Regions from separate parts of the Mus musculus genome. Here all the other regions are linked to region 1. Evidence: chromatin loops called from intact Hi-C (ENCODE). Cell type or tissue: left cerebral cortex. All regions are shown on one strand. Region 1 holds the start of Msantd1 (Myb/SANT-like DNA-binding domain containing 1). Region 2 holds the start of Mir3097 (microRNA 3097). Region 3 has its middle 12 kb from the start of 4930478P22Rik.

Region 1 (8,000 bases):
GGCTGCTGCCCAGGACAGACTGTGGTTCACCAAAGCAGAGGATGGCCTTGGGGAATAGCATCAAGGGCCTAGAGGGCTCCACCACATAGCATGACTGCATCAGAAAGCAGAGGCAGGTCACACAGAACAGAGCAGACTGCTCTGAATGAATAGCAGGCACCATCAAGCTACCTGGGGACACAGGGAAGGTGAAGTTTACCACCATTAGTGCCATTTCAGCCTTCTATACTGGCTCCTCCTCTCCAGAGAACCCCTGCCCCTGCATTCTCTGCTTCACTTAAGCTGGCCAACTCCTTGGAGAAATGAGGACTGTCTTGTCTCCAGTGTGGGGGCCTCATGTTGTATTCCAACAAATCATGGTCCATGGGACCTAGCTACCTGGTCATATTTCCTTTAAGTCAGAACCTTAATATATAAACAGCTCTTATAGAAAAGAAAAGACTGCTGTGAAGTCAGGAATGGGCAGATAAAGAACTGATCAGCTATGAGAAGCCATGGTCTGCATGTGCTTTGTAAGTTGTGAAGTGCCATGACTCCTACCCCTAGACTGCAGTGGCTGATCTTTCCATGTACTCTCATCTCCTGGCTCACAACCACCTCTAGGAATGGAGACAGAATCCCTCCCCTAGGACTCTGAGGGAGGCTTTCAAGATAAATAATGAATAATACAGTTAGACAAAGGGAAGCTAAGGAAAACAACCAGCGGTGCCTCATCTCCCCCAGAAATCCCTTCTTCCTCCAGCACTGGGACAGGATGATGGGGCGTGAGAAAGCCAGGCAAGCCTTTGCCATCGGTGCTATCTTCATGTGTTCATGTCTGTTCCTGCAGGCAACAGACTTGGTCTCAACTCTCTCCTCATCAGACAGAGGCTTCCATGTAACACCAGTTACAATAAATGACTCTGATGCCAGCAAGCCTAAGCAACTGCTAGAGCCGCGGGTTTCTGCTTTCAGGCTCAGCTGTGGACCAGCACTGGGGGTCAGAAATGAGCCATGGACAAGACAGGTTTGAGGCCCTCTCTCTTCTTCCATGGCCCTTATAAGTCAAATCAGTAGTTAGAGATGGAGTTTTAGGGTCTCACAGTCTGTCCAAGGTCTTGTCGGGCCTTATCTCCCAGGGGCACAGGATTCATGGGCCAGGCAGGGGTTCCCCTCCCTTTCTTGGGGCATCTCTTTACTGATGAGGGCATGAGAGCTCTTTTCTTCCATGGATTCTGGCTGGGGACCTTACAGATATGCCTGCAGAGCAAGGTCTGAACCAGCCTCCCTATCTTCCCAACTCACCAGATGAACTACTAGTACATCTGTGAGCCCCAGATAGCACCTCCTATCATGGGATCTGAATGCGATCTTAGGCAGCCCCAGGCCCAGACTGTCTAGTCTGCCTTTTGGGGAAGTACTCTTTACTGTCTGACCTTGATACTCTTCAACTTCTCCTGTGACATGCCCCTCATAAGGGCCTCGTGCACACAACCTTCACTTTATGTTTTGACCTTCATCTTACCCTCTCTACTTTTTTGTGCCTCCAAAGTCCACAATCTCTAGCCCATCCATGATCCCTGCCCTGCACTCGACTCTACAGAGAGGTCAGACCCACCACAGCTACTCCATCCTGAATGCCAGGGATGCTCCAGGCTGTGAACTGTGTATCAGTTCCCCCAGGCTCTCCTTTGGCTGCAAGCTAGGACAGTCAAACTGAGAGGCAGCAAAGTCAGATACACAGATGGGGAGACCCCAGCCTAGAGTTGTGTGCTGCCTGGAGAGCCCCCTAAAATCCTATCTTACCAACCCTGAAGCTGGCCCTGGGCTGGGCTCACCTAGTTCTCGTAGTCTCAGGGTATCGGGGTGAGCCAGGCCTGGGAGTCAAACCTCCTTTTCACTCTAGCTTCAGTTTCCATACATGAAACAGGAACCCCATACCCTGCCCAACTTGGGTACTTGTGGTAGGTGGGACAGGCAGAACCAAGCCTAATTGGTGCCCTGTAGTCCCAGTTGAGGAAGCAGGGTCATAAGATCTGATCTATTTGTCTACTGCTGGGGCGTCACGGCAGGTAGGAGGCAGGTCTAATGTCAGCCTTAGAACCATCCTCACAACGATGCTGCTCCAGCCCTAGTCCCACAAAGTCTATCTGAGGATGCTCTCAGCCTTGCCACTTGAGAGTTAATGATCAGTTCTTTTGCTTGTGGGCCTCAGTTTCCCCATCTTCCCAATGGTAGGCTACACAAACGGTTTTGGAAGGCAATCTTGCCAAGTGGAGTTCTGACAACTAGCCCAGACGACACACACCCGCCCTGCCTCAGAGCACAGAGTGCCGAAGAGTGGAGCAACCTTGCCCGGACCCTCTCGAGACCGTCCCACGTGCTCACCTGTACTGGAAGGTCATGTTGGTGATTTTGATCTTGATCTCCTCGCCTAGCCGTCGCTCCCCAGTCATCTCAAAGAGCTTGCTGGCCATCTTCTCGTACACCTTGGCATTGCGCTTGGTCTGCTTGAGCTCATCAAAGAACTCCTCCCAGACCAGCATGAGGCCGCGCATCTCTGCATCTGTCCAGTTGCGGGCCCTCCGATGCTTCTCCGTCTGAGGAGACACAAGGTAGCCAGGCACTTCGGCTGCTGCCATGTTGGAGGCACCTGCAGGGTTAAGGATGGCACTCAGGCAGGGCCTCAGGCCTGGCCAGCGCACCATGGGCGAGAGGCAGTGCGCTTGTTCACTCGCTTGCTCGAGGCAGCTCCACGCTCAAAATGGGGCCTACATCTGACAGGCAGGAATTTAGTTAAAAGCTTTTAAACGGGAAACGTCATTTTGATGTCATGTTTCCATAGCAACAGAGCAACTGCATAAGCTACAACAACAGAAACCTTTTAACTGAAAGCACAGGAATCAGGGCCGCACTAACGGGCCATCAATATTGCAGTGAGAGGCTGTACCCAAGCCCACTGTGGCTCCCAGCCCTCCTCCCACCCTGCTGGCCCTCTAGGCCCCAGAAGAGACTTGCTTTCACTGTGCCTGACAGGCTCCTACATGGGCATCTAGGCAGTAGTCCCTACCTCAGCCCCACCTGATTTATATAGGTTAGAGTCCAGGGAGGCCCAAGATGGGCAAGTAGTATGCTGAGACATAAGGTGCAGGGTTACAAAGGAGGTGGAGGCCCTGATACTGCCTTGATGGCTGTTCGTGTGGTGAGGTCCTTGCTGAGAGGTCACCCTCTTCTCAGAGGCCTGCCAAGCTTTACTGAAGCCGGTCCTCATAGGGCCCAGCCTTCTCCCCATTGACTCTGCTTCTCTTGTTTAACTAATGCAACCCCCTGGGTGTCAGGTTGTGTGGGTGCTGGGAAGCCAGGCAAGTCAGAGCTAGACCTTGCCTAGCCATGCCGGCCTGAAGGACACAGATGTTGACCTTCAACATGGGGAGAAGCATAAGCACAGCCCTGACGGAAGGGGCAAACCGAGCTGAGCTGAGGAGGCCCCTCAGCTGAGGAAAAGTGGCTGCAGTCAGAGGGTAACTTCAATGTCCTGAGCAGGGCTAGTCCTCAAGAGACACAGCAGTGTTGGGGTGGGGACAGGCAAAACATCAAGAGGAAGGGTTAATATGCCCACAGGGCTAGGCAGGGACCTCAGGCTGAGGAGGCAGCAGAGCAAGAATGTAGAATGTGGAATCCGCAGAGGGGAAAGTTACCACAGGGCATCAATAGCTAACATCTGGAAGGCAAGTCACAAATGAGACTACATGGACCTAAGACCCTCATGCTAGGCTGGCTGTTGTGGACACACAGTCTAGTCTGATCCTAGACTCTCTGGGCCCAGTACTCTATTGGTAGTCATGCCTGGTCTCCAAACAACTAGTTAAAACTCTCTGGTCAGCAGAACAACAGTGGTCTTTGTTGGCTTTCCCCCTGCCTGATCAAAGATAGGAAGAACTTAGACTGGAGAAAGCAATGTCTCTGGGCTTCCTGTGTCCACTGTAAGGAGCATAGTCAGTAACTTACTGGGTAGGGGGAGTGACCTGAGTTTCAATCCAAAATTAGAAATGAAAAGGAGGCAGAGGGTTGCCCCTGGAGGTCTTGCTGTCATTTCATAGGTTCAGGTGAATGTCAGGCTTCCTCTCTGAACCTTGGGAGTCATTTTGGGACTTCCTACTGCTGAGCTAGCAGACAGATACCCACGATTGTTCCATTTCTCCTAAAAGAGTACCCAGAAGGTCTGCAAAAACTCCTCTTCCTGCCAAAGTCAGATAGATACTGAGCATGCCAGGCATACTACTGGCCTGCTGGTTCATTGCTGCCCCCTAGTGCTGAGCATGGAACCTGGGTCTGGTTCTCAGAGCTCAGTGCCTAGAAATTACCTCCTTCCTCCAGGAAGGACCCCCTGTTCTTTAGGCTCAGAAGATTGATCCTTGAGGAGCAAGGAACTAGGAACCTGCCCTACTGCCTCCACAGACAGCATCTCCAGCTAACAAGGAAAGACAAGACAAGCACAACCTGGGGCCTAAAAACTCAGTATGTATATACTAGGCTGGCCCTGTCTCTGCCTCCCGAGTACTGGAATTAAAAGTGTATTGTCACTATGCTTAGCTTCAAGCTGCTAGCTTTTAAACCTAGCTCTGTGTGACCTTAGCAATGGATTCCAGCCTCAGTGTCCTCATCTCTAAAATAACAAGAGCCGGCTAAATGACTATAAATGACTTAGCAAAATGTTGGCCTAAGGGATATGGGGAGATCCTAGGTCCTCATCCGCCATCTCTTAGTCCTTTCTACAAATTTCCTTAGAGTGTCTGGAGTGTTCAAAGCCAGACCAGTGGCTATCTGTTGGCTAATGGATATCACTGCCATTACTCAAGGTCCTATAGTTAGATGGCTGAAGAGGAAAGATCTATAACAGCTGCTTGCCCAAGTTCCAGGATATAGAAGGCACCAGAGCCAGCCTGGCAGGAGCTACTCCATACCAACATAACACTTTGGTTGACACCTAGATGGGGGTAAGATGGGCTCCCACCTCCTCTTCTCAGGCATGTGGGCATCAGCAGTCCCAGGTACAAAGTGGCCTTTGTGGAGGCACCTCCTAGAGCAGAGTCCTTGCCTGGCTTCCATGGACAAGAATGAACAGGTGTTTGTCCAAGCCTCAGCTGCCCCTACCTAGGGTGGGACATTTCCTATTTCTATTCAGGGTAGAGTTCCATACCTTGACACAGCTGCATGGCCTGCTAGGACCCTCAGTTGTCACAGGATGAGAAGGCAGGAGGCTGAGGACTAGGTCCCCAGTAGAACCTGAAGGGAAAGGGGGCAGGTCAGCTTTAGAAAGTATCTCTTAAGAGAGGCCAGGCACTCTGAATGGGGTCAAGACTGGTTCTGTTGTGAGCTGGCGAAACCTACTTAGGCTCCCTGGGTTTGGTTTCCCCTCTACATAATGAGTGTGGGGCAAATCTGAAACTTGTATTTATGGAACCTGTTCAGGATGCAAGAAACCAGGCCTGACTAGGGTGATAGCAGCCAAGCTCAGCCTATATTGATAGAAGCCAGAGTAGAAAATGACCAGTTTTAGTGGGATGCCAGGTAACTTTTGAGAGAACTGAGCCTGTACTGGTGGGAGAAATTTAGGGGTTGAAGACTTGACAAAGGCCTGGAAGTGTATGAAATGTGTGTACATGTGACAGTGGCTAAGTACAGCCTTGACTAAGGTAGTAGGACATGGGTCTAGGAAGCTTTGGAGCACTAAGGCGTTTGAACTGCTCTGGGTGGTTAGTGAGGCACAGCTTATCTCTGTGGTGGGTAGTGAGAGGGATTATGACCTACCTTAGAATTGGATTGTCACAGCAATTCCTGGGGCCTTACAACCTAGCCTGGGATAGAGGCCTGGGCAGCTAGGTAGTTTAGCTTGCACGTTAGACGTTGCTATCACACGTCAATAAGGAGTCCAGACTCTTAACCTTTGACACTCTGCCTTTGTGGCCAGCTCTTCCCACCCCAGCTATGTCCCAAATGTCCACCCTGAGCTTGAAGTGAAGCAGGCATCTCTTTCAGGACCACAACATGGAGGAAGATGAGACTCAGGCTTTCAGGGCTAAGGATGTGTGTGGATCCCAGGAAGGTCTCAGTGATTCTCAAGTACCTGGGTCCACCTCTGCTCATGAGCCTTCCCTGGGCTACCCAAGTAGGTCTTCTTGATTTGGCTGAGCTTTGCCACCTTGTATGGAGGTGAGGCTCACATCCTAGGAAGCCTGGATATAACTCCAGGAAACTTGGACCCTGTCCACTCAATATGTGGACACATATGGCCACAAATGGCACACATACCATGACTACCCATCCCCGTATTCAACACAATCAGGCTGCTTCTTCAAGCTCCTTCAGAATGCTTTTTGGAAAAACTGGAGACAAACACCACAATGAGGCTGAGGGGTACCTCAAGTCATGTGCTCCTACATTCCCCAGGCAGGAGGGCTGGACTTGCTATGGTGAGGGCTTGCGTTCTGCTTTAGTGGCTAGAAGGAATAATGTGCTGCCAATACCCCAGGGAGGCTTACCTTATCCTTTCTGGAATACCACCCATGCCTGTTAGGTCAAAGGTCTGGCTATCCACCAGGAGGGCAGGGGTACTTCATTTTCCTGAAGTGAGCAAAACTCAAGTGTTGATGAAGATCTTTTTGTTTTTGTTTTTGTAGACAGGGTTTCTCTGTATAGCCCTGGCTGTCCTGGAACTCACATTGTAGACCAGGCTGGCCTCAAACTCAGAAATCCCTCCCAAGTGATGGGATTAAAGGTGTGTGCCACCATGCCCGGCGTTGATGAAGACCTTAAGGGCAATATCACCGTAGTCCTAGAGAGGACTGCTGAGGTAGATTCAGGGAGTTGAAGCAATAACATCCATGCTGCCATCAAATGCTTGAGTTACTGGGCAAAGACCTAAACATGGTGGGGCACCTACCAGGCCCTTCCTGCCAAAGGTTCATTATCTTGTACAGAGAACAGACCCTGTGCCATGTCCTAGAAGGGATAGTGGCATGCACTGGGCTCTATAAGACTCCCAAGAGTTATCCTGGCACTAACGTCAGGGTCTGGTGGGTTGAAGGATCAGGTAGACAACTCCTGCCTCACAACTGAAACTTGACAGGCCTTTAGAAAGTGTTCCCCAAACAGCCTTGTTCCTGCAGGTTGGTGGATGAAGTACCTGCATTTCAGGTTTAGCCCAGATACTAAAGAAGGGACCTGGTAAGACAGGCAATGTCATAGACAACCTAAAAGAAGTTGTAACCTACAAAGGACAGGGTAGGTGTTGCAGACACAGCAGGACAAAGGTGGTAAGACCAGTCATGTTGAAGGGCAGAAGAGGATCCATGTGGATCAGGAGCATGTCCAGAAAGGCAGAAGGGCTGGTGGAGAGCATGCAAAGACTCCAAGGACTACTAACTGTGTCCTGTGTGAGGACAGAGCCTCACCACCCCTCTAGAACCCTGGAGCAATGTGTGGAAGCTGAAACAATACCTAGGATCTCACACGACAGGCTTAAAATGCCAATAACTATGAGAACTTGGCACACCATATCTCCCAGACAGGGAGACCACTTCAATAGGGTCTGCGAATACTCCTAGGCCTGGTCCCAATTCCAGGCACACAGTCTCATTCTATACCTAGTATTGCCTGATCTTTACAGTGTCAAGATGGCTGCTGGTAGTATCCTTGCCCCACTGGAGATAAGCAGGATGCTCTCCTCAAATGCTAGAAAGGAGGTTTTATAAGTAAAGCAAGCCTCAAACAGCAACAACAGGTGGTTTAATCGCTTCTTTAATTCAACTGTACAATATCTGCAATTTAAAAATTTTAAATATACATTTCATGTCAGTCCTTCCTTTTGGAAATGGACAGCCAGGTCTAGGCTGGGCTCCGGGGCACACCCATCACAGCCCTCCTAGTTCCCAGTGAAGCCCATGGCATACAGCAGCAAGGCTTGGACAGGAGCCCCCTAGAATGCAGCCAAATCTCTGCAGATAGGTCTCTGCCACCTA
Region 2 (8,000 bases), 110 kb before region 1:
GACTGCCAAGTGAGGGGTCCCACAAAGCTGCCAGCCCCATGCCTGTGGTGTGCTTATATAACAACTACTGGACAACTGAGAAGCAGGCTGGGTGCTGGCACTGGGAATGCAGCCTTACCTTTCCCTCGAGAAGGATCCCTCTCCTCTAGGATGACCCGTTGTCCATCCAGACTTGAGATAGGGGCACCAAGATCCAGGGGCTCCTTCTCCCCGCTCTAGAGGCAGAGATGATGCACTCAATCATTTACCCAGATTGGAACTTTCTGGAATAGTTGTTTTTAATCCAGCCACTGACAGTAAGACTAACCCAGGCTTAATGGAGACTCAATCCAGCTGGCCCCGGGGTCAGGTCACCCAGCCTGGCTGACCTGTGGGAATATGGAACCCTTAGAAGCTGGTGGAGCAGGTCTTTCAAAGGTCACTCAAAGGGGAGGCAGAACGTCCAAGGGCAAACTGGGAAGTCCTGAGCCCCAGAGAAAAGGTCAGTACGCATGTGTCAACACCCAATAACTTCTTCATCCGGCTTCTGCTTGAACACTGCTCATAGTCTCCATGATGGCCAACCTAAAACCACCATGCTGTTCCCTAAACTGCTCTGCTGGGAACCCTAAAGCAGGAAGCCATCTTAGCTCTAGGATGAGTGGCTGGTGCTCTAGATGCTCAGATGCTCTGCCCTCCCTCAGGCAGCCTTGCTCTGCTCTGCCCTTGTGACTACCCCAGCTCTAAAGAGGAGGAGAGGAGAGCATCCACCCTGGGTGCCAGGCTGGGTTGGTCTCTGTAGGCAGGTTTCTGAGCTCCAAACTGGAGCTCACAGTGGGAAGTGGTATTGAGTTACACCTGAAGCTAGTGCCACCTGAAGCTGGAGCCTGTGCATAATTAAGTAGGTGCCTCTAGTTTACTTCAAAGCTTTTAAACAATTCTGAGGACAATTTCTTAAAAATTTAAGAATACTAGAAATCACAGCCCAGTATAGTGATGTATGCCTGCAATCCCAGTACTTGGGAGATATAGGCAAAGGATAAGGAGTTCAAGGGTAGCCTGGGCTACATGAAACCCTGTCTCAAAAATACCAAAACAAGGTAGATGGTAGTGGCACATGCCTTTAATCCCAGTACTGTAAAGGCAGAGGCAGATGTGTCTCTAAGGCCAGCCTGATCTACAGAGAAAGTTCTAGGGCAGCCTACAGTTTCTGTTTCTACCCAGAGAAACCTTGTATCAAAAAACAAACAAATAAAATACCAAAACAGCTTGAGGAAGCTCTGGGAGATGCTATTTCCCAAGTCACTATGAGTCCACACTGCCTCAAGGCCAAAGGCCAGAGCCCCATCCTAGCTACTGGTCCATGGAGACAGGAAGGGACAGGGAAGGCCTGTTGCCCTCTTCCTCAACTTCACCCCCAAGCCCAGTGTGCAAGTGCATGTGAAACTGCCGGTGTGTCAGTGTAGGTGACAGCAGCAGTTACCTGTGCCCTGGCAAACTGCACATCGTGTGCTGGCTGTGCAGTTTGCTTTTCACGCCTGAAACCATGGAGATGCTTCAGGGTGTTTCCTGCTTCGGTTTGGGTCACCGGAAGTAAATACCAACCTTTCCCATAATGAATAATGTGCAAATAAATGAGACAGAGAAAAGAGGAGGTAGAGGCAGGTGCTGTCCCTAACCTAGGGAGGACAGTGACATGAACTGAGATGTAGAGCGGAGATATGAAAGGGTAAGGTGGGGTATAACCCTGGTGGTGGTGCTCAGACTCCAAATGACACTTACCAGTCTCACCAGCAGGCTACCCAGGTCCAGGCCATATTTGGCCACCACGGGCCGCAACACTTCCGTGACTGGCTTGGTGGGCTTGGCCTTGAGTCCCACTGACCGGTTAATCGGAACGAGATCCAGCCTGGAGGTAGGGCAGGGAAATATTCACAAAAGAGCCAGTTCTGGTTTCACCACGTCTCTAGAGTCTCCTTAACAGAACAGGACCCCAGGGATGCAGGCCCCCCTTGGCAGGAGCAGTCCCCTGCATGTGGAAATAAGCCTCAGACACCCTTCTGAGATTTACACCTGGGCCAAGGGCTGTCTGTCTGTTGTCCTCAGTTTTCATGACGGAGGACTGAGCAGTCAGGCCTCTGCCTAGAATCCTCTGGGTAGAGACTCTTGCCTCTTTCTCCACTATGATGGAGGGTTAAGCAGCCCATATGTGGTGCCTTCCCCGTTGCCAAGACTCTGGCGGGGCAATGGCATTCTTTTATGGCCTGACATGGGACAAGTACATGCTCACATTAGAAAGGAATACAAGTCCTGAGGCTCACACTGTGGAGACTTTGGAAATCTCCAGAAACCTGTGTGCGGTTTTCTTACCGAAACAAAGTCCGCTTTTCCAAGCGTAGGTCCCTGGTGGCCAGGATGCTGCTGTCCTGATGCAGCACAAGAGGCTGAGGAACAAAGACACCAGAGTTAATGTGGGAGCACGTGGGCTTGACATGTAACAGCACACAGCTGCGAGAACAAAAGACCAGGGCAAAATTAGCCTGACACCCTCTAGACACTGGGGTGTGCTGCCGTGCACCCACCGACCCCCTGGGAGCCTCCACCTGCAGCTGCTCTGCCTCACGGGTGGTAGTGGTGGTGTCAGGAGTGGAGCACTAACAAGGCAGGAGGAAGGGAGCAGACAGAGCTAGGATACTGGTGGCTCACTCACTCCTGCATGGCACAGTACCTTGTCTCCGCCCACCAGGAAGAGGTCCACAGCAGCCCCATTGATGCCATGCCGTTCACACAATCCAGACAGAATCTCTTTGATGGAGAACCCGGACTTGACAGCAACCACACAGGATGTCCCGTCTGGGAGGTGGACACAGCAATGTTTGGCAGCCTTATCTTTCTCGAGTGCTGAGGTCCTACAGGCCTCTGACTGTAGGGTAGGGAGACAAGTGTCGGTGTCTGGAGGTAAGGGAGTCTCTCAAGGAAGATTCAGACAGCCTAGTCTCATGTGCCCAATAATCTGCCTGTTCCCCATGCAGTTGCACATACACAGAAATTCAGAATCCACCACAGGGCATCCCCTGACCCCAGAGCTGATGGTGTGGTAGGGTTTGGAGGCCAGGGCCAGGGAGAGTAGGGATCTCTCTCAACTATGGTAACTATATGGCTTACAACTGGAGCATGGCTGCTGTCCTGCCAGATGAGACTGCCCAGCATACTACTGTGCTGGGGCCCACCTCAACTCTGGAACCTGAGGCTGTGATGATGAGTTGCCTATAGACCTGCAGGCTGTCCTGACCCTCTGGTTACAGCATTAGATGCCTGTCCTGAGGACACAGACAGACCTGTGAGGCCTTTACAGCCATTTCAGAACTGTTACTGCTTCCCCCATTGTCTGAAAAATTTTTTGTCTTTGCTTGTTATTTCAGAAAATGGGTGGGAGAGGGGGACTAGATGCAGATGGCCCACGGACTCACTGTGGCTCCTCCCATGAAGTGGCTGTAGAAGTGGCAGAGCCAGTTCTCACCCTAGCCTCCTGGTCACCATGGGGAGGAACCTGGGCTGGCCACTGGATGGCGACAAAAACATGATCCTGCTGGCCCCTGAGCCATAAACCTATAGTTCTCTGTGAGCCATGAGGCCAGAGGACTGGAGGCCCAGGTGAGACATCCTCCCCAACCCCCAAGGCACATGACCACCACCCTACTGACACACAAGTACAGGCACTTTATGTTTTCCAAAACTAAGCTGGGGTACTGGGCAGCAGTAGGTAACCAACTCATCATGGCCTTGATAGGGTATTTGGAGAAAGAAGAAATAACCACCTATGTTAATGCTAATTGTTGATGGATAGGTTCAGATGTCACAGTACTGACAACCAACAATGTTTCCTAAAATTCTTATCAGGCAATGGTTGACAGAGTAGCAAGTCTTGAGTTTTACCCAGTTTCCCTCACAGCAGATTAGCAAAGAGCAGGGTAAGCAGGGTGCCTTGAAGAGACCTGCAGGACTCTGCCAGGCTCTTAAGTAGTAGGCGGCCAGCTCCTAGGAGCCCAGGGCAGACACAGACCCTGGAATGTCAGAGTCAACAGGAGGTCTGAGCATCAAGCTGAAGACAAAGCCCTACTTCAAAGCTACTGTGTACTCTTAGTGGGGGTTCAAACAGTTTAACTAAATCAGAACAAAGGCATCTAAGAAATAATCTCAAGGCTAATTTTAACCTTTCCGCAGTACACTTCCCCACCTACTAAACAGTTTTTCCCGCTGCCCTAGGAATCCTGGGCTGGGACCCAGGGCCAGTGTCCAACCCTGGCACACTGTTCATGAACCGAATGCTGGGTGTTTAATGAGCCAGGCTTCACCTACCAGTAAGTCAGCCTACGACCCTTGCAATGAGGGGAGGTGGCCAATGAGGGAAGACTCACCAGGTCTAGGCTCCCCGCAGAAGATACAGAGCCTTGGGACTCCCGACGGCAGAGGCCTCCATTGGCATGAGGGGCATCTTGAAAGAAGGGAATGACCAGGGTGAATCAGAAGCCACCGCATCACATGCCCTCACTCAACCCCTATCTCACCCCTCAGATGGATAGACATAATACAGTAAGGACAGAGAGAAAGCAAAACATGAGAGGCCCTTCCAGGCACCACCTGCTCCACTGGGGTTTAGTCAAACACCTCCCTCACAGCAGAGGTCAAGGGTCAGGGTCACCAAGGAGGTCACCACTGTGGGGGCCCTGTAGGACCTGAGACATTGCCAGGCACTAGAGCAGGGGGCAGTGCTGTGCAGCCCAGGCTCATGTCCCTGGGTGGACATGTCTTATTTGAGCCATGATTTCTATCTCAAAGTGCTATTTTGGGTCTGAAGAAGCCTGTCCCTGTGACCAGCTGGCTACTCATTTTACTAGTAACCCATTTTCCATCTTCTTCCTCACAAATCCCATTCATAGCCAATAGTCCAAGTCATTAATTGTTCTAACCATGATCTAGGCCAGCCTACATACGATGTAAGGGCCTAAACACTGTTTTACCCCAAGTCTGACACTCAGGCTCCTGGATCCAGTGACCTACTCTGAACAAGTACCTTCTCGGGCATCTGTAGACCCTGTACCAGGCAGACAGAGTATCTGAGCTCTGCTGCAGCCCTCTCCAGATGACTGCAAGTCTGCCAGGTATGGGAGGCCTCCATGGGACGCACACCCCATCTCCAAGTCCCCATCCACCAACACAATGGCTGACGCACATGCATTGGCACAGGCAAGAAGCTGTGCCTGGCTACGGGGACAGCACATTTGTGTTTGTTTCTCTTTGCTTGATTCTGTTTTCCAAGTTTCCTACTGAAGCACCTGCAACTTTCATAGCAAGAAGAAAAGGAGCCCAGTCAGCCAGACACGCTGCATCAAGGAGTTTCCAGAAGGTTCTGGAGCAGGCCTGCTTCCTAGGCTGGCTCATCCCCAACTCTGCTGGATTCCCAGGATCTGTGACATTTCTTCATCCCTCCAGATAACTCCGCTGTATCTCTGCCTGCCCACCATGGCCTCTCACGTTACCACAGCAGTCCAGCTCCCGCCCACAACAGCATGGTCTGCATTCACATACCATGGGCATGGTCACCATGGTCCTTCTTCTTCTGGGACCGCCCCGTGCTCCTGCTCCTTGACCAAGAGAAAAAGGCCCCTCTGCGTTTTTTCTCACTATCCTCCTCCCCAACATCTTCATTCAGGGATCGTCCTGATTTTGATTTTCCACTTAACTGTCACCAAATAGAAACATCAGTTAAGACACTAAAGGGGCTCAACACAGAGCTCTATGAGTAAGGATTCTGAGGAATCAGGTAGAATCTTCAGTGGGTCAAGGGCACAGTCCTCTCTTTCACCACCGAGGTAGCCAGGGGTTAGGGGATCAGGAAAGGGTTCAGGAGTATCTGTGTCCTACAGGCCCCACCTTCTGCTGGTGACAGGATGTGTGGTTACAGCCTTACTCTCACCCCCACAAGGGCTAGCCCAGCACCTTTTTTGGTGTGGACACATTGGAGTGGTCAGAGCTGATGCTGTGCTTGGAAGCTGGGCTGCTGGGGACCTGCTGAGAGTCCGGGAGGGTACGTCCCTCCACCTCTGCCAGGACGCATTCTTGGTACAGCTGGGATTTCAGAAAGCGAGTGTAGCTATCAAACTTCATCAGGTTGAAAATCTGTGGAGCAGATGCCATGCAGTATAGTCACAGAAAGAACGGTAACTCCTTAGGTCCTAGGCGGTATAGGAGGTCTGTACCCATGAATGAGTGACATTTTGGAAGGGTGTCATTCCTGCCAACCCTCCCTTGGGCCCCAGGGCACTCAGATGTTAATTAACTCTCCAGGGACCCTTCTGATCCCTGTCAACAGCCTCTCCTTTGTCACTCTTAGTAAGAGCAGAGTCATAGGCATAGGCACAGCCAGAAGGGCAGGCAGACTCAAGACTGTGGCTGCACCCTTAGCAGGCCTTCACTTCCTAGGAACTTGGAAGGCAGTTGTCTCAAGGGTAAGTGAGGCCTGGGGAAGCTCTGCTCTGTTTTAAGCTAATTCCTGCAACCTAGCGGCACAGCAGCTGGCAGGGCTGGGAAGTGTGTTCTGGACGGGTCAGATCACATGCTCTTCCAGAATTAAGACACAAACATGTAAACAGGGTTCCATGTGCATCCTGTGATCCGGCAGAGGCTGAGGCACGAGTATGTGAGCTTCATGTCAATGGTGGTGAAATTACACAGTGAGATCCTGTCTCAAATGACAATTGCTGCTACTGCTACTAAGCACGTAAACATGTAAGTATACAGACAGGTCCACAGCATTCTGGATGTACACTAGTGTGGCAGCGACGTGTGCTCATAGAAAGCTTTCTCTGGGCTGGGATAATGCAGTTATCATCCGCTCTCAAATGCTGGAAGTGACACCGAACTTGCTCAGAGTCAGCCCTGCAATCATCAAAGACCACTGACCTTCCATAATGTGCTGTTGTGGCCACGCTGTAGCTGTCATGTTCTGTAGGTCAAGTGTGTCCAATGTGCATACAATTTTTTTATACTTATTTATTCATTTACTTATTTAGTGAGAGAGAGAGAGAGAGAGAGAGAGTGTGTGTGTGTGTGTTGTACACCCACCATGGTCCGTGTCTAAAGAGTACAACTTATAGAAGTTGATTCTCTCCTTTCACTATGTGGGTCCCAATGATCAAACTCAGGTTGTCAGGTTTGGCGGCAAGAGCCTTTATCTGCTGAGCAGTCTCACCAGCCCCATAGACTTTTGAAAAGTAATATTGTCCCTTACTTCGGTTGACAGTGGGTACATGGGGCTATCTGTGGCAAAGGCTTTATTGTTCCTCAGATCTACTGAATCCTTTTGAGACTGGAGCCCAGTGGTCAGATGGGCTTGTCACCATGCCCACATGACCAGCAGCCCCCTTCCCAGAAGGGCACGTGCTACTCTGAGTGACTCTGCACCCCCAAGCCTTGGCTGGAAGCCCCATGGAAGACTGTCTGCAAAGTCACCTGGAGCTGTTGTTCCTTGAACATGTCAGGGTGGGGTGCATTGAGAATGTCATCTGCCAGCTGGGCCTGGCTGTCAATGTTGACAGGAGTGGTGGCTTTGCTGCACAGGAATTTACTGAAAATCTCCCGGGCCCTGTAAGAGAGCTGACAGGTAGAAAGGTCTGAGCAGATCTGTAGACACACCCACTGGACACACACTTCCCACCTGTGTCACTCAAACATTCCTAAGGCTGACTCTGCTTCGGGGCTGGAGAGCTGAGTCACAGGCCCTGTCTATAGTCTGGCTTATGAAAGTAAATATAAAAGAAAGAGCCAGGAGGAAACTCCTGAATCGGCTCCTCTACAAATTTCTAAATGGCTGCAAATTTCTAAATGGCTGCTTTGTAAGGGCCTCAGAGGAGGATCTGCCAGCAAAGTGTGCACGACAGGGGAGGGCAAAAGTGCACAATGCTCAGAGCACAAGACACAGGCATGAGGCCACTCTGTGAGGACAGCTGTTACTTTGGGGG
Region 3 (8,000 bases), 430 kb before region 1:
GGTACTGGTCTAACTGGGTATCTGCATGTAGAAGAATGAAAATAGATCCATATCTATCACTCTACACAAAACTCCAGTCCGAGTTGATCGAATATATCAACATAAAACCAGATACACTGAACCTAATAGAAAAGAAAGTGGGGAATAGCCTTGAACTCACCGGCACTGGAGAGAGCTTCCTGAGCAGAACACCAGTAACTCGGGCACTAAGATCAACGATTGATAAATAGGACTTAGGAAATGCTTCTGTAAAGGCAAAGGACTCGCTCAATAAGACAAAATGGCAACCTATACAATAGGAAACAACCCCACATCTGACAGAGGGCTAATAACCAAAATATACAAAGAACTCAAGAAACTAGATATCAACAAACCAAATTATCCAATTTAAAATGGGGCACAGATCTAAACAGAGAATTCCCAGTAGAAGAATTAATGTTCACCATCCTTAGTCATCAGGGAAATGCAAATCAAAAAGACTCTGAGATGCCATTTTAACACCTGTCAGAATGGCTAAGATCAAAACCACAAGTGACAGCTGATGCTGGCGAAGATGGGGAGCAAGAAGAACACCCCTCTATTGCTGGTGGGAGTGCAAACTAGCACAGCCACGATGGAAATCAATATGTTGGTTCCTCTGAAAATTGGGACTTGATCTACCCCTAGAATCAGCTATACCACTCCTGGGCATATTCCCAAATAATGCTCCACCATACCACAGGGACACCTGCTCAGCCATGTTCATTGCAGCTTTATAATAGCCAGACACTGGGGGGGAGGGAAGCCTAGATGTCCCTTAACTGAAAAATGGATAAATAAAGGGTAGTGCATTTATACAATGGAGCATTACTCAGCTGTCAAAATAATGACATCATGAAATTTACAGGTAAATAGATGGAGCTAGAAAAGATCATCCTGAGTGAGGTAACCCAGACCCAGAAAGATAAACATAATATGTACTCACTTATCAGTAGACATTAGCTGTTAAAGTAAAACACAGTAATGACACAACCCACAGACCCAGAGAGGCTAAGTAACAAGGAGGGCTCTAGGGTGGGACTCGTGGACCTCCCTGGGAAGGGGAAATAGAATATATTTCATGGGTGGACTGGGGGCTGGTGGGAATGGAAACAGGAGAGATCAGGTTGTGAGCAAGAGAGATGAAGGAGAGAGTAGTGGGGGAGATGACTGAAATGGACGGGGACTTGGGGGTGTGGTAGACACTTAGTGCAGTAGAAATTCCCTGAAATCTATGACAATGACCATAGAGAAATCTCCTAGTAGTGGAGAATACAGAGTTGGAATTCGTCATCTTCTACAATCAGGCAAGGCACCTAGAGGTGGGACTGGGACATCAACCCAGCCGAAAGCTTTGACCTACAATCTGCCCTGCCTGCAAGACTGTGCTGGGGCAAGGGTGGCACAGAACTTGTGGGAGTGGTCAATCCCTGATCCCACTTTTGGCCCATGCCACTAAGAGGGAGCCCAAACCTGACACTGCCTGGATGGGCAGGAACCAGAGGCAGGACAGCCCAGAACCCAGGATAGAACCAAACAGGGCTGTCAAAAAGATCAAGGAAATGATTTTTCTGCTATACTCATATATGGGTGCTTAGCCCAGTTGTCATCAGAGGGGTGTCACCCAGCAATGGATGGGAGCAGATGCAGAGACCCACAGCCAAACACTAGATGGAGCCAGGGGAACCCTGAAATGTAGGAGCCAGAGGGGTTGAGGACACACCGAGAACATGGCCACAGAATCAACTAAGTGGGGCTCACAGGGGCTCACAGAAGCTAGAGACAAACACAGACCCTGTATGGTCTGAGTTAGGTCCTCTGAATATGCCTTATGATTGTGTGGTTTGGTGGTTTTGTGAGACTCCCAACAATGGGAGTGGGGGCTGATTCTGACTCTTGCCTGCAGTTGGGACCACATCCAGCTGTGATATGAAGGTCTGTGCCCAGTCTTACTGTATCTTGTTAGGCTATGTTTGGTGGATATACTTGGGAAGCCTGTTTCCCTCTCCTCCTCCCCCTCCCCTCCCCCCTTCCCCCTCCCCCTCCTCCCTCCTCCCCCCCTCTCTCTCCTTCTCTCTCTTTCCTTTTTTGGAAGGGAAACAAAGGAAGACTTGATCAGAGGGAAAGAGGTGGTGGGGGAGGGACTGGGAGAAGTGGAGGGAGGGGAAACTGTGGTCAAGATGTAATGAATGAGAGAATAAAGGTTTAAAAGTTACCTTTACAGAGCCTGAGTGGGAATCCTGCCCCCCCAGGAGCAGCCTAGGCCATCCAGGGCCTGGACTCTGCTCTGTTTCTAAGTGTGGTCTGGGGACCTTGTTCACTTGAATGGAGAGGGCCTTTGGACAACCTGGCTACAATCTTGAGGCCTTCTCTTACATAACCTCCAGGGTAGGATGGTGTCCTCCTGTGAGCCTCTTTCCTCACAGATAACCTTGTTCCTACTTACCATTGGCACCATAGACAGGGTAGGTAGACCACTGCATCCTTCCTCCGAGGTCCCCCAGGCCCACTGTCCTGAATCCTCTCACCAACCTCACTGTCCCTTTTCCACTGGTCTTCATCTTCTGTCCCTCTGTCCCACACAAAGCCCACAGCTCTGGGCTTTGAGTACCCCATTAGAACTACTCAAAAGGGCCAGAAATAGCCCAAGACCAGGATGAAGCACCAGGATCGCTGGGAGTAAGAGGGTGGGATGGGGGTTTGGCATCAATTGCACACTTCAGAACCTACAGAGAACCCTCGCAGGGTCCTTGCATTCTGGGGTCGTCGTCGTGGACCTACCTCCCCATGGGTCTGTCTCCAGGGCCTGGTGTCTCTCTACACTGCCTAGGGGATACACATTGACCCAGAGCAGAAGATGTACAACAGCAGCTCTGGCCTTTCTCCTGAGGGCCACTAGAGATAGATGACTGATCTGAACAGCTCAGGTACCCCTCGCCCCACCCCCACGTAGCTCCCTGTTCTATCTTGTTTCTGTCCTTTACTTTTTTCTCAGCCACTCAGAGCTTTTTTGGTTAGTTTTGCTTTGTGGTACTGGATACAGGTGAGGCCAGCATTCCACCTTCAAGTTCTGGCCCAGTGCTCATGGTTTGGTAGGCAGCAGGTATGTGTTAGTTGGGTTACCTTGTTTGGACTTGGCAGACCTGCATCTTGGAGCTGGTGGCTTCCTGCACTGTGAACCAGCTTCCTCAGTGTTTTTTCATGATCATTTGGAATTCTGAAGGCAGAGTGACCCAGTGTTCACTTGTGTCCTTCTGCTCTGCTCTGTAAGGACAGCTGGGGAGAAAGGTCAGGGGGCCTTAGGGCCTTCGTGTCAGGCCATCTGCTTCAGGTCTTACTGAAGCAGCAGGCTTCTCCTCTTCCCCCACTCCAGGTGCTAGGGGCCATCAGTAAACCCATCTCTGTGAGCCCAGAGCAGTCCTATCTGGCCAGGACTTGAAGGGCCTTTACTGTTGTTTCCTGATCTGATACAGTGGAAGGAGAAGGAGCTGGTTTTACACTTCGAAGCAGAACCTTGGGATGCAGAGCAGGGGCGTGGGGCACCAGTGCACACGTGTCTTCTCCCCTCTTTCCTGGGCAGGGCTTAGCTGCCCGTTTGTTCAGTGATCTTTCCCTTCCCTCCTGTACGGAGACAGGGTCGGCTGTCCTCCTGCACAGGAGTCAGGGTCAGCTCCCCTCCTGCGCAGGGGTCAGGGTCGGCTGTCCTCCTGCACAGGGGTTAGTCAGTTCCTCTGCTCTCTTCTGTGCAGGGATCAGGAGTCAGACATCCTGTGCAGAGGCCAGAATCTGCTTCCCTCTTGTACAGAGATCAGGACCAGCCCCTCTCTTTCCTCCCAGGGAGGGATCAGGGTCAGTCCCCTTTCTTGTGAAGAGATTGGGGTCAGCTCCCCATCTGTGCAGGGTCAGGGTCAGCTCCCCCCAGCCTCAGTTTCTGCATAGGGATGGAAGCACTGTGCATGTGTGCTCTTCCAAGGAGGGAATGCTGTGACATCCCCTTGTGCCAGAGAAAGTGAAAGGCAAAGATCCTGAGTTTACCTTCCAGGCTCATACAACCCAAGCCCTGCGGTCCCATTGGTATCCAGTGGAATCCCTTCTCTTGCTCCACTCTCTTCCTCCTCACCTTTGCAAGGGGAAACGAGTCTAGCTCCCCCTGAGACTAGTCAGCAGGGGGCAGCAAAGCTCTCCCTCAAACAAGGGACTATGTTCCCTTTAGCCAACTCCAACAACCACTGGAGGAAGTAGACTCTGGGTGGCATGTGTGTGCAGCTCTCAGAGAAATACCTGGGGGAGGGGGAGGTACATGGGAACCCAGTAGGAGCTAAGCCAGGCAGACAGACGGATACAGGCCTGAATTTAGGGGTGTTTTTATAGATACATGTGATATATAAAATATTAGAATGTAAGGGATATATAAAATATCAACTATCATCTATTTTCTATCTTCCTACTTCTGCTACTCTGGAGGACTCCACTTAATACAGCTAGTGTCACCATTGCTTTGATGTTCAGCATTCTGAAACTTGACTTAATTTACATAAAGCACCAGGGCAGGTGAACTGAAACCCAGCACTCTGGTAGAAGTCAGAGCTGGGACCGGAAAGGCGGCTCAGTGGTTAAGAGCTTGTAATGATCTTGCAGAGGACTGGACTTCAGTTCTCAGCACCCTCAGGACCGCTTGCATCTCCAGCTCCAGGAGGATCTGACTCCTCTGTCCTCCACAGGTACCTGCATCCAGGAACCCCCTTCCTCCCCCCACCCCCCAAGACACATAACTAAGCAAATCAGGATTAGGTCAACCTTGGTAGACAGGTGACCAAGGGGTGGGGGCTAGAGAGCTAGCATCTTCACTTTTCTTTTTCTCTCCTCACATGGCACTAACTGAGCCTTTTCATCCACACACAAGAAGCAGAGAGAAGGAGAAGCCGGCCTGCAGTGATGCACTTCTGTCAGCCAGGCTCCATCAATGTTCCATAGCCTCCTCAAACCCTGCCACCAACTGGGAAACCACAGGTTCAAACACACGAGCCCATGGAAAACATTCTTCATTCCAATGACTGCAGTCGCCCTGCCAGTCAAGGGTAGATCTGACAGGGTTTTTTTTTTTTTTTTTTTTTTTTTTGTTCTCTCTTTTTTTCCTTTCCTTTCTTCGAGATAGGGTTTCTCTGTGTAGCCCTGGCTGTCCTGGAACTCACTCTGTAGACCAGACTGGCCTCAAACTCAGAAATCCACCTGCCTTTGCCTCCCAAGTGCTAAGATTAAAGGCGTGCACCACCACTGCCTAGCTTTTTTTGTTTTTTAAATTTTATTTATTTTATATATGTGAGTACACTGTAGCTGTCTTCAGACACATCAGAAGAGGACATCAGAGCCCAGTACAAATGGCTGTGAGCCGCCATGTGGTTACTGGGAATTGAACTCAGGACCTCTGGAAGAGCAATCAGTGCTCTAAACCTCTGAGCCGATCTGGCAATTCTTGGTAGTTGTTTTCTTTCATGTCCTTGCCAGCTGTGGACACATGCAGAGGGACTAGCTTGAGGTCATTTACTGCTTCTGAGGACTGTACAGAAAGGGTACCACTGCACAGGCCCCCAGGCATGATGAGGCTGTGTCTCACTCTGGCGGTACATTCACGCTCATGGCGCTTAATGCTCTTACTCCCTTTCCTGTACAAATGTGCAAGTCTCCTGGTGGTTAGTGAAAGCTGGTGGGTGGCCCTGAAGTCACCCCTGCTATGGCCAAACATGGACTAAGTGAGGCAGCTTCACACAGCGCCACCAGCCGGTGGTGATGCCCATGTGCCCAGCCTTGTGCCAAGTGATAGTCACCTAACGTTCAATTCTCCTGAGCCTAGATAGTGGTGGCTAATGCCTCCCCTCAAGGAAAGCTGAGGTTTCTAAAGGAAATGACTGACTCTGGGCTTGGGACAGGAGACACATTGTAGGGCAAGAAAGCAAGGACAAGGTCAATCAGGTCATGTCCCAGATCACTAGAGCAAGCTGAGAGTCCCCATGGCTATAGCCGGAATGACGGAGAGTAAAGTACCACAAGCCTGCCACCCAGGATGCCAGAGAAAGAGCCACAAGCCCAGGCCACCACAGGAAGTGGCTGAGTTAATGAAAGGGAAGAAAAGATCATCTCCCACACAGAGGAGTGCCACATGAACGTCACCAGTGCTCTGCCCTTGAGGAGGGGACTTGACCCCGACTCTTGGCCATGAGTTGTACATAGCAACTTCCATCTGGAAGAATTAAAACAAAAACAAAAATAAAAACGGTGACATTACTGTCCTTGTCTAGGCTATCCAAGTCCACAGCACCAGTGAGGAGTCAGGCTGATGAGGTGGCCTCAGTAGGAAGACAGTGGTATGCGACCTCTCTTCCTTCTCTCAGGAGCCCACAACCCCACCAGGAGGGACAGGCTGGACAAGTTCCACCGAGGGATGGAATTCCTGTTGGGCCTCACCCAGCATGTCTCAGGCTGTCAAGGACAATTTATGCAGAGGACTGTTACCTCCATGAGGAGCCCCAAGGAACCTGGTGCCTCAGTGCCAGGTGTGGTCCTGAGCCAGAAGGACAGTATGTAGAAACGGGCTCTGGGTGTTGTGTAGTCTTCTGTTCATTGTCAGCATGTATATTGGTTCCTGAGCTCTGACAATATGGCTTTCTCTGAGCTGCCCCAGTAGGGGCATGGGGCCAGAAGGGAACTTGGAACTGTATACCTAATTTTGTTGCAGATACAGAAATGGCCAAAAACCAAGTTTGTTCTCTATGTCATCTGTGTGCTGAGGAAGGTTTTGGAAAGGCAGGGAGATTACAGGGGTGTGGGAAGGGAGTCTGCAGTGGCCTTCTTCTGGCTGCATCCAGAATTCAGGAGTGGTTAACACCATTCACGAGAGGGCCATAGACAGAGTAATATTCTGTTCACAGAGAGATTTCAAATGACCATCATCGACAGCCACAGGTGAGCCATGCTTAAAGCCTGGGTGCATAGGAAGGTCTCTCATAAGCATCTGGGATCTCCATTTACAGTAAACGACACTTCTTAGCTCTGGTGTGACACATGGCTCTGTTTTATCAGAGGATAAACCTATCCAAGGCATCTCAGGAGCCACCCAATGACCTCATTCGCCAGAGAGAGGAAGAAGAAAGGGTCCTGGAGACGCCTTTGAGACAGAGCAGCAGACACTACAGAGGGTGAGCACACGGCTACCACGAAGGCGTTTAGGCATGGCTCTCTCCTGAGAAGCCCACATCCACATAGGGCACGTGCTGTCCTTTCCCAGAGAGCCCCTCTCGCCTCTGTGCTTATGATTAAAATTATGTTAAAGTCTTTTAATCAACCCCAGCCCTGCCTCACACTGGCTTGTCTTGAAGTTCTTTTCTGGGGTAAAGTTAAGAATCCTGCATTGTCCGAGTGGAGACCTCTGTGAGGCTGCTGTGGGTGGAAACAAGGGGCTAAGTCTGTACCTACACTCCACTGAGGCTCATCAGGCCAGTGCTGATGCCCAAAGCTTGCTGCCATTCTGCAGGCAGAAGTGGGAGGTGCATGCAGGCACAGGCTGAAAGCTACCCAGGTGGCCCCGGAGTCTCCTAACCACACATCTGGTATCACTCTGAGGTTCTGTTTCTGGTTCCGGGGTGCTCTCCTTGAGCACTCCAATCTGAGTGACTAGATCCGTCTCCTGCCCCAGTCCTTCTCCTGCCCATGTCTCTACGATGCTCCTTTTGGCTCTCCCATTCACAGCCATCTCTCTCCTGTGCAGTCATTGCATACTCAGTCTCTCTGGCTCACTTCCTTGTCCACTCTGGTTCCCTAGACATGCTGGCTGCTCCCCCACCCCACTGCCCCCGATGGTTCTTGCCCAGGCTGAGGACCAGAGCCTCTCTGGTGAGGACTTCAGTGTACCCTTGGCAACCTGTCCAAAGGCACCAGTCCAAGCAGCCATCTCCCCTCCTGCACACACACAAACTGTTGATCCTACC

The links. A loop is a pair of places that touch in the nucleus more often than their neighbours do. Peaks named below come from ENCODE experiments on the same cell type or tissue, not always from the same donor. Only the 100,000 strongest peaks of a DNase experiment are listed, where the experiment ranks them.
Region 2: a loop joins it to region 1, with 4 times the contacts of the local background. A loop is called at or near these places in 18 of 42 quality-filtered maps.
Region 3: a loop joins it to region 1, with 2.6 times the contacts of the local background. A loop is called at or near these places in 2 of 42 quality-filtered maps.

What each region holds. Positions count from the first base shown.
Region 1 is chr5:34,912,283-34,920,282 of GRCm38, reverse strand. It overlaps Htt (huntingtin), which reads right to left. Exons shown (of 67, transcript NM_010414.3): 67 at 7,749-8,000. Msantd1 (Myb/SANT-like DNA-binding domain containing 1) reads right to left here and starts at 4,368. Exons shown (of 3, transcript NM_207277.1): 1 at 2,368-4,368. The coding sequence starts at 2,687. In left cerebral cortex, a CTCF peak has its summit at 4,289 (motif pointing left); DNase peaks (open chromatin) are centred at 2,832 and 4,278; H3K27ac peaks cover 575 bases.
Region 2 is chr5:35,020,751-35,028,750 of GRCm38, reverse strand. Rgs12 (regulator of G-protein signaling 12) reads right to left here. Exons shown (of 17, transcript NM_173402.2): 7 at 7,492-7,635; 8 at 5,980-6,159; 9 at 5,569-5,722; 10 at 4,398-4,474; 11 at 2,708-2,902; 12 at 2,350-2,423; 13 at 1,762-1,888; 14 at 119-215. Mir3097 (microRNA 3097) reads right to left here and starts at 7,702; the gene lies at 7,636-7,702. In left cerebral cortex, a CTCF peak has its summit at 3,539 (motif pointing right); DNase peaks (open chromatin) are centred at 3,543 and 7,688; H3K27ac peaks cover 1,748 bases.
Region 3 is chr5:35,345,189-35,353,188 of GRCm38, reverse strand. No RefSeq gene overlaps it. Among named protein-coding and RNA genes, the nearest start is that of 4930478P22Rik, 12 kb to the left of the region's middle. In left cerebral cortex, CTCF peaks have their summits at 1,663 (motif pointing right) and 4,179 (motif pointing right); DNase peaks (open chromatin) are centred at 1,655 and 4,214.